2 separate regions of the Homo sapiens genome follow, and region 2 is linked to region 1. A link is a loop called in an ENCODE intact Hi-C map of the cell type or tissue named here. Cell type or tissue: transverse colon. All regions are shown on one strand.

The links. Peaks named below come from ENCODE experiments on the same cell type or tissue, not always from the same donor. Only the 100,000 strongest peaks of a DNase experiment are listed, where the experiment ranks them.
Region 2: it touches region 1 in a loop (5-fold over the local background); 1 of 110 quality-filtered maps calls a loop at or near these places.

The regions. Positions count from the first base shown.
Region 1 is chrX:39,092,660-39,100,659 of GRCh38, reverse strand. No RefSeq gene overlaps it. Among named protein-coding and RNA genes, the nearest start is that of LINC01281, 230 kb to the left of the region's middle. In transverse colon, no CTCF peak of the experiment used is centred here; no DNase peak of the experiment used is centred here.
Region 2 is chrX:39,158,141-39,166,140 of GRCh38, reverse strand. No RefSeq gene overlaps it. Among named protein-coding and RNA genes, the nearest start is that of LINC01281, 170 kb to the left of the region's middle. In transverse colon, no CTCF peak of the experiment used is centred here; a DNase peak (open chromatin) is centred at 3,720; H3K4me3 peaks cover 547 bases.

The DNA of each region.
Region 1 (8,000 bases):
GATTTAATATCCAGCATCTATGAGGAACTTAAACAAATTTACAAGAACAAAGCAAACCCCATGATAAAGTGGACAAAGGACATGAACAGACACTTTTCAAAAGAAGACATACATGTGGCCAACGAGCATATTTAAAAAAGCTCAACATCACTGATCATTCAAAAATGCAAATCAAAACCACAATGAGATAGCATCTCACACCAGTCAGAATGACTATTATGAAAAAGTCAAAAAATAACAGATGCTGGCGAGGTTATGGAGAAAAAGGAACACTTATACACTGTTGGTGGGAATGTAAATTAGCTCAACCATGTGGAAGAGAGTGTGGCAATTCCTCAAAGACCTAAAGACAGAAATACCATTTGACCTAGCAATCTTATTACTGAGTATATACCCAAAGGAATATAAATCATTCTGTTATAAAGACACATGCACATGTATGATTATTGTAGCACTATTCACAATAGCAAAGACATGGAATAAACCTAAATGCCTATCAAGGATAGACTGGATAAAGAAAAGGTGGTACATATACACCACAGAATACTATGCAGCCATAAAAAATAACAAGATTGTGTCTTTTGCAGGGACATGGATGGAGCTGCAGGCCATTATCCTTAGCAAACTAATTCAGGAACAGAAATGTAGATACTGCATGTTCTCACTTATAAGTGGAAGCTAAATGATGAGAACACATGGACACATAGAGAGGAACAATAAACACCAGGGCCTATTGGAGGGTGGAGGGTGGGAAGAGGGAGAAGATCAGGAAAAATAACTAATGGGTACTAGGCTTAATACCTGGTGAAGAAATAATCTGTACAACAAACCCCCATGACACAAGCTTACCTATGCAACAAGGTAAACTTTTCATTTCCTATATCATTGTACTTGAGATTCCTATAGACAGAATATAATTGGGTCATTTTTTAAATCTACTGTGTCTATTATTACCTTTTACTTGGTATATTTATATAAATTACATTTAAAACAATTATTGTTAGGATATACATCTGATACTTTATTGTTTTCTAGTTGTTTTGATTTTTGTTTCTTTCTTTCCCCTTTTCTGCCTTCTTCTGGTTTACTTGAATTATTTTTAGCATTGTGTCATGCTTTATATAGAGGATTTGAATATGTAGTCAGCCCTCTGTATCAGTGAATTCAATTGCTGATCAAAAATACTTGAAAAAAATAACAACATAACAATAAAAAGTCAATATAGCATAACAACTATTTACATAGCACTTACATTGCATTGGGTATTATAAATAATCTAGAGATGATTTGAAGTATATGAGAGGATGTGCATAGGTTATATTATATTATACTATGCCATGAGTGTTTTGGGGTGAGAAAATTGTACCAAAATACAATAGAGAAATAGTAAAAAAGAAACAGTTGCCCTAAAAGTGGTATAGCTTTCTAAAAGCTGATATGACAGGAAGTCATTAACTAAACAGTCATTATGATAAGTAAATATATATAATTTAAGCCAAAATCATGTTGAGATAGCTGGAGATCTGTTAATAAAGCAAGAAAACTTGGTACAACTTCACTGAGATTTCCTGAGGTCTTCCTGGGAAGAAAGGAAAAAGACAGGCTCCAGTTTGACCACATTCTTGGAGGAAAGCAATGATTCTGAGTATGCCTAGTAGATGTCACATAAATTCATTCCCACCCCAGCTCTAAGGGTTCTTAGGGAGAGAAGGACCATGAGTAAAAACCATTTTATTAAGGTTTCTAAAAGACTCAAGGTTACACACATCCATCTTTCAGACTGCAAGAAAGAGGAGAGCACTAAATTTTTCTCCTTCCTCACAGCTTGGGCTTTATCATGGGTCTGGTGCCTCCAAAATGGACCTGGCCATGGTACGGAGCAGCGGTGGCACCTGGTGGAAGATTCTGGTGCCTGATGAAAGAAAGAGAACAGCATCTCTTGGCAAGTGTGGTACATGGCATTAATGCTACAATATTTCTTTCTTCCTTGTTTCTGCACCCTTTGCCATCAAAGTGTGTACTTCTTCTTGATTCTGGGTTCAGCCATGTGATTGCTTTGGCCAATAGAATGAGCCAGAAGTGAGGGTGGGTCAGGTCCAATGAAGCAGTAATTGATTCTGACCCTTTTGCCATTGCATGAGAAATACATGCCTGGGTTAGCCATTGGTCTCACAAAGATGAGGGAAACATGGAGCACAGTTGAGACACCCAGGTAAACCCATCTTGGATTTTTAGAATCTCCAACTTAAAAGTGTAAGAAGCCCAGTCAAGGTTAGCAGAACGGTTTTTCTGAGTCCATCCTAAAGCAGCCTATGCTTATGCAATACTCTGGTTGCATAAAAAAATATAGTTGAATGCCATGGAAGTTTTTTAGTTAATTTATTATTCAGCAATAATCTGAAAATAGGTAATTGATGCCGTGAGAGAGACTCTTTCATAAGCACATGAAAACACCTTGTGGAGAATAATTTGTAGAGGGGTCCATTAACAGTGATGGCACAAGAACTAGTGAAATTTGATTCATTACCATGAAGGTGATTCCCATTAGTATTTACTATGCTGTGAGCATTGAGGATATTGTCTTTAGTGGTTGATAAAGAATTTCAAAAGACTATGGCAGGATATGCATATATATATATTATATAATATATATATGTTATATATATTATATAAAATATATATGTTATATATATTATATATATTATATAAAATATATATGTTATATATATTATATATATATTATATATAATATATACAAATAAAATATATATTATATATACATATAAAATATATATTATATATAAAATATATATTATATAATATATATTTTATATAATTATTATACATAATATATTGTATATTATATATTATATATAAAATATATATTACATATTATATATAAAATATATATTACATATTATATATAAAATATATATTATATATATTATATATTAAATATATATTATATATAAAATATATAAAATATATATTATATATTATATATAAAATATATATTATATATACGATATATATCTCATATGCACACATATATACATATATCTGTGAACATTTATCAAACTGTATGTTTAAGATTTATTGGATTTATGTAAGTTATATTTCATTTTATAAAAAATTAAAAAGAAAAATACCCTATTTCAATATAACCCATGATATCCTTTTTAACAGAAATCTAGCAAGAATAAAGGGCCTGTGCACATGTCAAATGTACTTGGCCCTGCTGACATGAGCCTCTCACTAGTCCTTGGCACCCTTATTCCAGGAGCAGGAAGGTCATGCACAGTCCTGATTTCAGAGCGAGTGCTATTCCATGGAGGAAGAGAATGGGGCTAACTCAGAAATCTATCATCATCAGCAATGGCCCCACGCTTGGACAGCCAGTCGGCATGCAGGCTGAGACAGCCAGACCTGCAAAATGAGGAATCTGTGATGCAAATAAATAATCATCAGGCTTCTTCAGCAGAGGTGCTACTCAGCAGTCCACCTGAACAGCTGTGGCTTGCTCCCAACCAGGGAGCATGTTTGTGATTTCTTTATTATGGTAATCATCCCCAATAGACTACAGAAGGAATTTAGACCTTTTTCCCCTCCAGCCTCCACACTCTTCCATTGTCCATCCATTCTCTTTCCTAAGTCTATTCACTTCCTTCTTCCCCTTTCCTTTCTCCTCTGAGGAGCTGCATTGATTACCTACAACTGGCTTATCAGTCCCAACACATTATTTTTTAAAAGTTCAATTCTGAAGCATGATGCACCCATGGCCAAATCTACTGAGGGTTAGACAACTACTCATAGCCAAGGCTGCTAAGTGCAATAGAGAGCTGACTGTGAAAAATGGTGCTTTCTGTTTTCTGCTGCACAGCACTGCACTCTGGAACTGGCAGCCTGTAATTAACTGCCGAGTTGCCTTCTATCAAACTGCAGCAGGAGGGAAAAAATCTCTAGAGATAGCAATAATGGAATAGAAAGAACACTGGGCTCTATCTCTGATAATCAGAGTGTGAATCTTGGTCTTGATTTAGTAGATGTGGAACATTAGGCCCTGCCTACTCAAAGTGTGGTACATGGACCAGCAGCATCAGTGTCCCATGGAGAATTTCAGGACTCAGCCCAAACCTACTGCATTCAAATCTGCATTTTAGCCAGATCTCCAAATGAAATATGAGGAATACTGAATTAGGGAAATCACTGGGTCTTATTTTCCACATTTGAGTTAATATATAGAGAGAAATTAGAACAGTGTCTAGTATAGAGCAAGTGCTATCTAAGTGGTGCCAATAACATGGTTATAATTAGAATATTGTTCCACTTCACCCCCCCAATTTTTTATTGTGGAAAAAACACATGAAATTTATCATCTTAATCATTGCAAATGTGCAGTTCATTGGTATTTAAATACATTGAGGATGTCATGCAGACATCACCACCATCCATCCGCAGAACTCTTTGCATCTCGTAAGACTGAAATTCTATGCCCGTTAAATGCTAACTCTTCATTTCCCATTCTTCCCAGCCCCTGGAAACCACGATTCTACTTTCTGTCTCAGTGATTTTGACTACTCTAGGTACCTCATATAAGTGAAATTATATTGTACTTGCCTTTTTGTGACTGGCTTATTTCATTTTGCAAAATGTCCTCAAGATACATCAATGTTGTAGCATGTTGCAGAATTTCCATTCCTTTTAAGGCTGAATAATATTCCACTGTATGCATATACCACATTTTGCTTATCGGTTCATCCATCAATAGACACTTGGGTTGCTTCCATGTTTTAGCTATTGTGAATAATGCTGCTATCAGCATGAGTGTACAAATAGATCTTCAAGACCCTGCTTTCAATTCTTTTGAGTATGTACCCAGAAATAAAATTGCTGGATCATATGGTAATTCTATTTCTAATTTTTTGAGGAACCACCATACTCTTATACACTGGCTATACTGTTTTATATTCCCACTAACAGTGCATAAGGGATCCCGTTTCTCCATATACTCAACAACACTTGTTATTTTCTGTTGTTGTTGTAGTAGCCATCCTAATGGATTTGAGGTGGTATACCATTGTAGTTTTTTGTTTCGTTTTGCTTGTTTTATTATACTTTAAGTTCTGAATACATGTGCAAAACGTGCAGGTTTGTTACATAGGTCTACACATGCCATGGTGGTTTGCTGCATCCATCAACCCATCACCTACATCAGGTATTTCTCTTAATGCTATCCCTTCCCTAGCACCCCACCCCGACAGGCCCCAGTGTGTGATGCTCCCCTCCCTGTGTCCATTGTTCAACTCCCACTTATGAATGAGAACATGCAGTGTTTGGTTTTCAGTTCCTGTGTTAGTTTGCTGAAAATGATGGCTTCCAGCTTCATCTATGTCCCTGCAAAGGACATGAACTCATCCTTTTTTATGGCTGTATAGTATTCCATGGTGTATATGTGCCACATTTTCTTTATCCAGTCTATCATTGATGGGCATTTGGGTTGGTTCCAAGTCTTTGCTATTGTGAACAGTGCTGCAATAAACATACGTGTGCATGTGTCTTTATAGTAGAATGATTTATAATTCTTTGGGTATATACCCAGTAATTGGATCGCTGGGTCAGATGGTATTTCTGGTCACAGAATCGTCACACTGTTTTCCACAATTGTTGAACAAATTTACACTCCCACCAACAGTGTAAAAGCGTTTCTATTTCTCCACATCCTCTGCAGCATTTGTTTTTTCCTGATTTTTTAATGATTGCCATTCTAACTGGTGTGAGATGGTATCTCATTGTGGTTTTGATTTGCATTTCTCTAATGACCAGTGATGATGAGCTTTTTTCATATGTTTGTTGGCCGCATAAATGTCTTCTTTTGAGAAGTGTCTGTACATACCGTTTGCCCACTTTTTGATGGGGTTGTTCAATTTTTTCTTGTAAATTTGTTTAAGTTCTTTGTAGATTCTGGATATTAGCCCTTTGTCAGATGGATAGATTGAAAAAATTTTCTCTCATTTTGTAGGTTGCCTGTTCACTCTGGTGATAGTTTCTTTTGCCGTGCAGAAGCTCTTTAGTTTAATTAGATCCCATTTGTCAATTTTGGCTTTTCTTGCCATTGCTTTTGGTGTTTGACTCATGAAGTCTTTGCCCATGCCTATGTCCTGAATGGTATTGCCTAGGTTTTCTTCTAGTATTTTTATGGTTTTAGGTCTTACGTTTAAGTCTTTAATCCATCTTGCATTAATTTTTGTATAAGGTGTAAGAAAGGGGTCCAGTTTCAGTTTTCTGCATATGGCTAGCCAGTTTTCCCAACACCATTTATTAAATAGGGATTCCTTTCCCCATTTCTTGTTTTTATCAGCTTTGTCAAGGATCAGATGTTTGCAGATGTGTGGCGTTATTTCTGAGGCCTCTTTTCTGTTCCTTTGGTCTACATATCTGTCTTGGTACCAGTACCATGCTGTTTTGGCTACTGTAGCCTTGTAGCATAGTTTGAAGTCAGGTGGCCTGATGCCTCCAGCTTTGTTCTTTTTGCTTAGGATTGTCTTGCCTCTATGGGCTCTTTTTTGGTTCTATATGAAATTTAAAGTAGTTTTTTCTAATTGTGTGAAGAAAGTCAATGGTAGTTTGATAGGGATAGCATTGAATCTATAAATTACATTGGGCAGTATGGCCATTTTCACAACATTGATTCTTCCTATCAATGAGCATGGAATGTTTTTCCATTTGTTTGGGTCCTCTCTTATTTCCTTGAGCAGTGGTTTGTAGCTCTCCTTGAAGAGGTCCTTCACATCCCTTGTGAGTTGTATTCCTAGATATTTTATTCTCTTTGTAGCAATTGTGAATGGGAGTTCACTCATGATTTTGCTCTCTGTTTGTCTATTATTGGTGTACAGCAATGCTTGTGATTTTTACACATCGATTTTGTATCCTGAGACTTTGCTGAATTTGCTTATCAGCTTAAGGAGATTTTGGGCCGAGACAATGGTGTTTTCTAAATGTACAGTCATGTCATCTGCAGAGACAATTTGACCTCTTTTCTTACTGTTTGAATACCTTTTATTTCTTTCTCTTGCCTGATTACCCTGGCGAGAACTTCCAATACTATGTTGAATAGGAGTGGTGAGAGAGGGCATCCTTGTCTTGTGCTGGTTTTCAAAGGGAATGCTTCCAGCTTTTGCCCATTCAGTATGATATTGGCTGTGGGTTTGTCATAAATAGCTCTTATTATTTTGAGAAACGTTCCATCAATACCTAGTTTTTTTTTTTTTTTTTTTTTGAGACGGAGTCTTGCTCTGTCGCCCAGGCTGGAGTGCAGTGGTGGGATCTCGGCTCACTGCAAGCTCCGCCTCCCGGGTTCACGCCATTCTCCTGCCTCAGCCTCCCAAGTAGCTGGGACTACAGGCGCCCGCCACTACGCCTGGCTAATTTTTTTGTATTTTTAGTAGAGACGGGGTTTCACCGTTTTAGCCGGGATGGTCTCGATCTCCTGACCTCGTGATCCGCCCGCCTCGGCCTCCCAAAGTGCTGGGATTACAGGCGTGAGCCACCGTGCCTGGCCAATACCTAGTTTTTTGAGAGTTTTTAGCCTGAAGGGGTGTTGAATTTTGTCGAAGGCCTTTTCTGCATCTATTGAGATAATAATGTGGTTTTTGTCATTGCTTCTGTTTATGTGATGGATTACATTTATTGACTTGTATATGTTGAACCAGCCTTGCATCCCAGGGATGAAGCTGACTTGATCATGGTGGATAAGCTTTTTGATGTGCTGCTGGATTCGCTTTGCCAGTATTTTATTGAGGATTTTCGCATCGATGTTCATCAGGGATATTGGCCTGAATTTTTTGTTGTTGTTTTTGTGTCTTTGCCAGGTTTTGGTATCAGGATGATGCTGGCCTCATAAAATAAGTTAGGAAGAAGTCCTTCTTTTTCTATTGTTTAGAATAGTTTCAGAAGGAATGGTACCAGTTCCTCTTTGCACCTCTGGTAGAATTTGGCTGTTA
Region 2 (8,000 bases), 65 kb before region 1:
GTTTCCCCTGTCCCTTGTCATAGATATTGCTGGGTGTGCAGGCACACACCACAACCAGACACACACCCCCACATGCACACTCACTCCTGCTCACACACATACTTGCACAGGCACACTTGCTCCCACATGCATGCTCACTCCCACACACACTCACGCGCATGTTCTGGCTGTGTCCTCAGCTCTTAGATTTTGCTTCCGTTACAGCAGAGATAGGTAACGCTAATTGAGTCAGGACCTGGAGAGGTGGGGAAAGGCATGGTTCCCTCTACATCCCAATTGCTCCACCTTCATGTTCAGGCTTTAGCTGGGCTGGTGGCAGGTGGAAGTGGAGCTGGACATTTTGAAAAAGCAAGGAAGAAGGAGCAAGAGAAGGTGGGGAGGAGCAGTGAGGAGGGCTCTGGGAGACACAGTGCCTCTGCTGAGGGTTGGGGGCGGGCGCGGAGTGGGAGGTGGTAAGAGGGCAGACATCAAATTTCCCCTTGAGACCCAGCAGGAAAACATGATGTGGGGAAAGTAGAAGTTTGGGGGTCCAGCTGGCCTCCTGTGTGACCTTGAACCACAAGATTACTTAACTTCTCTACATCTCAGTTTTCCTATTTCCAAAGTGAGGATAAGGATACTTGTCTTTCACCGGTGCTGAGAGGATGAGCAATACTGTTTGTCAAGAGTCTGGCATAGAATAAGTCCTCAACAAATGGCTGCTATTGTCACTGGTGCCTGAAATAGAAGGGATCTTGGAAGCTGTCAGTTCTTGGCCTCATTCATAGGAGACCATGAAGGACATACTGGTGATATGCTTCCTTCTCTTGCAGTAAAGCCAAACCCCTCCTGACTCTTGCCAATTGTTATGTCACAGGGGCAATAGTGCAAAGAGTAGCAGTGGTTGTAGGTTACACTGGCATTCACAGGGATGGAAAAGGTGGGGAGGGCAGTGTATAAGATTAATACAGAGGTGTCTGTGTATGGGGTGACTCCCAGGACAAGTGCCAGGGAAAGAAGAAATGCACATTTTTTTCTTCCTGTTCCTGGGAAAATAGGTTTCTAGTGGGTTGGGGTGTGGCCAGAACCACCAGGCAGGACCAGAGACACAAGAACCCCCAGGCACACAGCCCACCAATGCAGGGCAAAGTTAGCGAGAAACTCCCATCTTTGTGGCCACTTTCCCCCAGGGAAATGGGGCTGTCTCCGTGGCTGCTGTCTTGAAAAAATGGTCTCAGATCATCTTCTCACCCATTCTCTGAGCCTCTTGGAGTATCTTAAATAGTAAAACACTAAGCATGAAGAGGCCATCAGTGTAGTGGTTAAGGGTCCAGATTCTGAAGCCAAACCTCCTGCATTTGAATTCTGGCACTACAACTTGCCAGCTGTGTGAGTTAAGTTCAGTGTGCCTCAGTTTCCTCATCTGTAAAATGGAGAAACTTAGCACAATGTCAGACACATGGTAAGTGCTATTGCAATATTGATTACGGTGCTTACAATTATACTCCTTATACTCCTTAGCCAGTTGTCTTGCATGGGGAAAAGTACTCAGGAGGAGAGTGGGTCAACTGTGGCCTGGTGGTCAATTGAAGCCTCACTGGAGGCTTGGTCCAACGTAAGTAATAAGTCCTAGGGAGCCTTAGTTCTAGCTCTCTCTTTCCAGCAGAGTCCCTGTTCTCCTCTTCTTGTTTCAACAGGAAATCAAAATCCTCAGTCCATGCACGCCCTCCATCCTCCTCTCCACTCCAGGTACACACTTAATAAGGAGCTTTTCCATCTGCCCTTCTGCTTCCTGGCTACAAGCATGAGCAGCTCTCCCTTGAGCCCCTGTTTCAACAAACCCTGTTTCTAGCACAGGGCAGTGCCAAGAGCACAGGGCTGGAGCCAAACGGCCTGGCTGTAGTCTTGGCTCCATCCCTTACTAGCTACTGACCCCCTAGGCAAGTCATGCAACTTGTCTGAGACTCAGTTTTCTCATCTGACAAATGCAGATAAAACAGCTTCCTACCCCAACTTCCAGGGGTTCTTTAAGAATCAGAAAAAAAAAGAATCAAACAGGAATGCTTGTGAAGGCACTCTGCAAGCTGGGAAGAACCAAGCAAGCCATACACTGTGAATCTTCATTCTCTTTCTGTCTCTACTCTGATGAGCTGCTGTTTGAAGTGAGACTTCCAACACTTCTGCTGCTTCTAGTAAAAGGTTATCTTTCTCTCTGCATCAGTCAGATATTACTATGCAAGAAACATTCCAAAACATAGTGGCTTAAAACAATAACTGTTTTTTTCTAATGAGTCTTTAGATTAGCTGTGTAGTTCTACTGATCTGAGCTGGACTTGGCTGGGCGCAACTCACTTGCGTGCCTGTGGTGAGCTGTGTGTCAGCTAGGAGGCTTTGGTGATCTGGGCTGAGCTCTCATAGATCTGAAAGCTTCAACTGGAGCAACTGAGCCAACTCAGCTCTGCTTCACTTGTCTCATTCTTCAGCAGGCTACCTTAGCCCGTTCTCATGGCAAAGGCACAAGAGCAAGAGTGAGGAAGCTCAATTATGCAAGAAGGCAGGCAGAAATGTGTGTGTGCTTCTCAAGGCCCTGTTTGTATCATATGCATATTCCCATAAATGCATGAAAGTTTTGTAGATTTCTGCAGGAAGGAATGGAACATCTCCATCACTGCTTCCAGATTTGGCCTGGAGGACTAACAGCTCTGTACTGCTTGAGCACTCTCATATATAAGCATATGCCTCCCATTTGAATAGTTCCCTCAATGCACAACTCTTGTAGAGTGCACAATCTGAACATCCTACATGGCAGTCCTGCGAGGACCTCTGACATCCCTGCCCTAGCTTCATTTTCCTACTATGTAAAATGGGGCTGATGTCTGCTTTGCCTCCTGGAGTGAATATCTGTAGAAATACCATGAGCAAATTCATATGAAGGCAATTCTTAAACTGTGAGAGCTCCAGAGTTGTATGCTCTCATTAGAGATAATAGTGGAATTTGTCGAGTAGACAAGTTTCAATCGTGGAACCAGGGAATAAAATTCAAAAGAGGGTAGAGTGTTTGCAAGGGAGTGAGGGAGTCAGGAAGGAGCCATAGCCTAGTAATAAAGAGAATCCAGGAGGGTGGGCGAAGGGGAAGCTGGGAGGGGGCACAGGGCTAGTGGCTTCCTTTGGACCAAGGCCGGCGTGATGGAGAGGAAATACTCCGGGGGGGAACACTGGGCCTGCCGCAATAAAGAGAACCTAAGGGAGTCAAGACCCCAGGCTTTGCTGCTTGTTCAAAGGGCGGCGAGTGTGGCACTGATGCTCCCAGCGCCGGGCATCGCGGCTTCCTTTTCTCTTCTCGCAGACGCGCGGGTCCGCAAAGCATTCCTCCTTTAACTATCTGGTGGCCTGGGCTGCCTGGTGGCAAGGCTGTTCCCACGAATCAAGATAAAGTGATTCCCCCACCTCCAGCCGCTCTTCTCTCCCACTCAGCTCGTGTTCTTCGCCTTCCCCCAGCGAGCGAGGCCGGCGAGCTAGACTGCCTCACCGAGGCGGCTCCCGGTACCGTCTGTGGCTCTGCTGGGACCTCTGGAAGCCCCGCGGCCCCGGCGCGCCACGTGTGGTTCCCGTACTTAAGGCCTCCCGCCAGCCCCCACCCAGCCTCCCTTCCCGCCCCAGCTGGCGCAGGAGGGCGGGTACCGCCCTTTGGAAACACCCAGCGCCCTGAGAGGGCAAGACAAGCCGCCTTCCCCGCGCCACAGGAGAATCCGCCCTGAGCTGCTCAGGACAGACCTTGGTTCATCTGTGGGCGGGGACTGGGGCAAGGGTGGCAGTCCTCTAAGGCAGGGGTAGAGGGTGAGGGGAGGAAAGTTGCAGAAAAGAAGGAAGGGAATAGGAGGATGAAAGAGAGAAGAAGGAAGGAAGGTGGTGGGGGTGGAAATGGAGGGAGCAGGAGGGAGAAAGAGAAGAGAGAAAAATGGAGTAAGATAGGGCAGAAAGGATGGGAAAGGAGAGGAAAGAAGGAAAGAGGGATGGGGAAAGGAAGGGGAAAAGGTGAGAGGGATGAGAAGGAGTGGGTGGGAAGGAGAGGGAGGAAAGAGAAAGGGGAGGAGGAGGAAGGAAGTGAGGATGCAGGGTGAAGTTGAAGGGGAGTGAGTAGAAGAGGAGACAGAGGAAGAAAAATGAAGTTGGCAGAAAGGGGCCAAGGAGAAAAGGAAGGGAAGAGGGAAGGCTATGAGAAAGAGGAGGAGGAGGAGGGGAAATGGGACCCAAGGGTTTGAAAGGAAAGGGAACAGAAAAGAAGGAGGAAGAGAGGACAGAACAGCTTTGGTTCTGCTTCTTGTCCTTTTAGACTCCAGTGCCACACTCCTCAGCGTGTGCACGCAGACACACACACACACACACACACACACAATTTCTATGAGGAACTTCGTAAAAAAGAAGCCATATAAAAGGGTGAATAAGGGAAGGAGGACCATAGAGAAAAGCCAGGTGTATAAAAGAGTTTTGAAGCAACACATCCTGTCCCTGGATTTGAGAGTGGCTGGAGACAGAAGTCCTGGCCCACTGGCAGGCTGGACAGGCGGCCAGCAGGAGAGCCAGTGGGTCCAGGTGCAAAGCCCCAGTCTGTTTATTCTGTCTCATTTAGAAGGTGCACTGTGGAAGCAGGTAGCAACCTGCCCTGATCATTAGGTACCGCATTTATGAAATGGAAATCATGTAAATGCCTGCTTTACAGGGATGTTGAAGTTAAATCAAGTTAAACAAACAAATATGCCTCTAGGAGATGCTGCTGGTCCCTCACCTGGGCTGGCACACCCATCCCCCAGCTGCTGAATGTTGGCTGACCTCTTTGCAAGATGGGAGCCCTCTTGCCCTGAAAATGCTCCAGAGGTTACTATCCTGCCCCCTGGGGCTACTGGCAGCCATTGCCTGTCAAAGGGGAAGGGGAAATACAAAAACTCATCACCTTTCCTCAAGGTAGTTAACTGTGTGGTGCTCTCACACTCCAGAGCTTCCTGCTCAATTCCTATCTTGCACTCTGTCTGTCTCTAGGGAACCGGACCTAAGACAGCCCCTTCCTGAGAATTAGTTGTCAGACAGCTGGGACCAAGGATGGGCCTAAGATTGAGGAGTGGGCCTTTTGGAAGTGGAGGGGCCACACACAGCTTTGCCCCAACCTAGATGGGCCAACTATGTGAGCTTCTGGCAGGTCCTAGGCTGTTCTGGGCTAGTCACACCTCCCCTAGGAGGATTGGAAGAGGGAGCTGGGTGGGATTCAAATGAATTTTAAAATAAGCTAGGGGGCTTTTCCCCCAGGCTATGGTTTCCTGGGACATAAGGCAGCCGTGAGCTTTTGCAAACAAGGCTGACACTGTCCCTCAAAATCCCCAAACAGCCACTGAGAAGCCTGTGGGGTGGGGAGGCAGGGAGGAGACGAGGCTGCTGATCTTAGGGACATTTGGTGATGGGGAACTTTGGGAATCATTTAAGGGATGAGAAGGAATCAGGGCACACTTGAATGGGGGAGGTGCCCGCAAAGCTTCCATTTGTGTGCAATTAGTCTAGGGATGCCCTCATTTGCATAAGGTTCATAAATTTGCATAAAATTGCTTGAGGCCCTAACCACCAGTATAGAAAATAAAATAACATGAATCAATTAGTGGGCTTCGCTGTGATTGGAGCAAGCGTGGTGTTGGGGAATCTCCTTCTCATGACTCAAACAGCCCTGGGTTGGCATGAAGGCAGCTGGAGTGCAAGACCCACAGACCAGCTAAGCTGCCTGGGAGGGGCCCTAGGAGGAAATCCCTGTCCCCACCCTGCCCATGCAGGGAGGGATGGGGCAGTCCCACAAGTGGGGACAAGTAGGTGGGCAGAGGAGATATGAAATCGGGGCCTGAGCCAGCACATGTGAGCTGCAGGTCAGGGCTGGTGGAGAAGATGTGAGAGGACCCCATGCATGACAGGAAATGTGGGGAAAAGGGAAGGGAAAGAGAAGGGAAACTCGTCATTTCAGCCCCAGTGTTTATGGAGGGCCCTTATGCCTCTGGCCTGAGCTCAATACACATTCTCTCACTCGATTCTCATGACAATCTTAGGAAACTGATGCAATTATCCCATTGTAGAGGTGAAGAAATATGACTTCAGAGCACTTACAGCTTTGCACAAGATAGCACTAGCAAATGGCAAATCTGGCCTGTCCAGCTCCAGAGGCCCATAGTAACTCCCCAGTGAGCACAGGGCCTGGCATCCAGCAGGAGTGCAGTAAATATTTATTTAATACATGACTGATGTATGTGGAGATGAGCTTTGAGGGGAGGTGAAGGTCAAACTGAGGATGCCATGGCAATTCTTAAGAGAAAACAGGTTAAAAGTGAGCTCTAAGATGCAATTCCTTTTTTTTTTTTTTTTAAAAAAAAAAAAAGCAAATCCTATCAGTCATCTTGGGAGTCTGGGAACATGTAAATAAATCATGTTTCTCCCCCATGATAATTTCTGTGAGCTGGGCTTTTGGTTCCTCTTTGGCATTTCCCCATCCTGCCCTATCTGCTTGCCCACCTTCCGAGCCCTGCCCACACTTGCCCATATGAGGAATTTTCAATTCTGGTCTGGAACCCGTGGTCCTTGGTGAGTCAGCCGTGGCCATAGCTAATGAAGAAGCTGAGGTTGTAGAGCCCAAGCTTGTTTCCCACGGCTGAAATGACATGGGCTCTTATCTTACATTCCCATCCACTAGCAAGCCTAGTGCTGCTAAATCAGCTAGTGCTGATGAATCACCAATTTCTCTCTCCATCTCTCCCTTTCTCTTTTGCATTGACCCTGCTGGTTTATAAGAACCCTCAGGATTTTTTTTTGTCTCTGCTCTCTCCCTGAACCTCCTCCTCCCCCAGAGTCATTGTTAATGAATCAAATTGCCCTTCGACTTGAATTACGGGGAAAGCAGCCTCACCCACTACTTGCGGTAGATGGGGTGGCTGCCCCCAGATCCACACTGGCCTTGTTGCAATGACTCAGAGTGGATGTTTATTTTTGAATCTCACATCCTTTATCTGAGAAAATGGACTACCGATGGGAAACAATTACCTACCACTTACCCCACAGGGCTGATGGGAGCAGATGGCACATGCGATGGAGAAGCAGCACAGTGCATTAATGTCATCAGCAACGATCACAGCCATAATGAGTCCACATCACGGGGACTGAAAACCAGAGAGAGGAAAGAGCAACAGCTGGGCACTCCTTTAGCCAGATCTGGTTGCAACCACCCAAATGGCTTGTTCCAGTTTCACTAATAGGCAGAGGGTGATGAGAGGCTACAAGGGGACCCACAGAAAACAGCCACTGCTTTCAACCCTGCTGATTATCAGGGAGCCCCTCTGCAGAGAGCACACGGCAATTCATTGTTTACCTGGATCCACTGAAAGGCTTTCTTCTGCTCTGACTAAATACAGTGTGTGTGTGTGTGTGTGTGTGTGTGTGTGTGTGTGTGTGTGTATGTGTGTGTGTGTGTGACCACACAGTGCCTCTGACAACTTTGCCCAGAAAAAATGCAGGGGACAGTCAAAGTAAGGTCTATAAAGCTAGGAGTAATGTTCAAAGATAATACATAATGGATGTGAGAAAGACTTGCAATGACACTTCATGATTTGGTGAATTTGGAAGCTGTGATATCAGGGATTGTAAAGAGAAGATGACAGGCCAATTTCTTAGCTATAGAGAGGACAAGGATGGGGACCAAGAATCCAGCCAGCATCCCTGACACTTCAGAGGGGTTCAGGTAGAAAAAAAAATCAGCCCACTGCAGCATGCCTGTTCCTTCCCCAGCTTGCACCAATACCATTACTTTGCTCCCCATCTTCTCCCATATTCCCTTTTCTTTTACCTTTTGCAAAGCCCAGAACAGCTCAAGGACGCCTTCACATTCTTTCCTTCCTTTCCAGCCCAGCCCTGCCGCGAGCTCTATACAATTGCCATGAACATTAGGGTCTTAGCATAAGATGTCCGGGATTGACAAGTTTCCAAGACAAAACTTGGCTTTG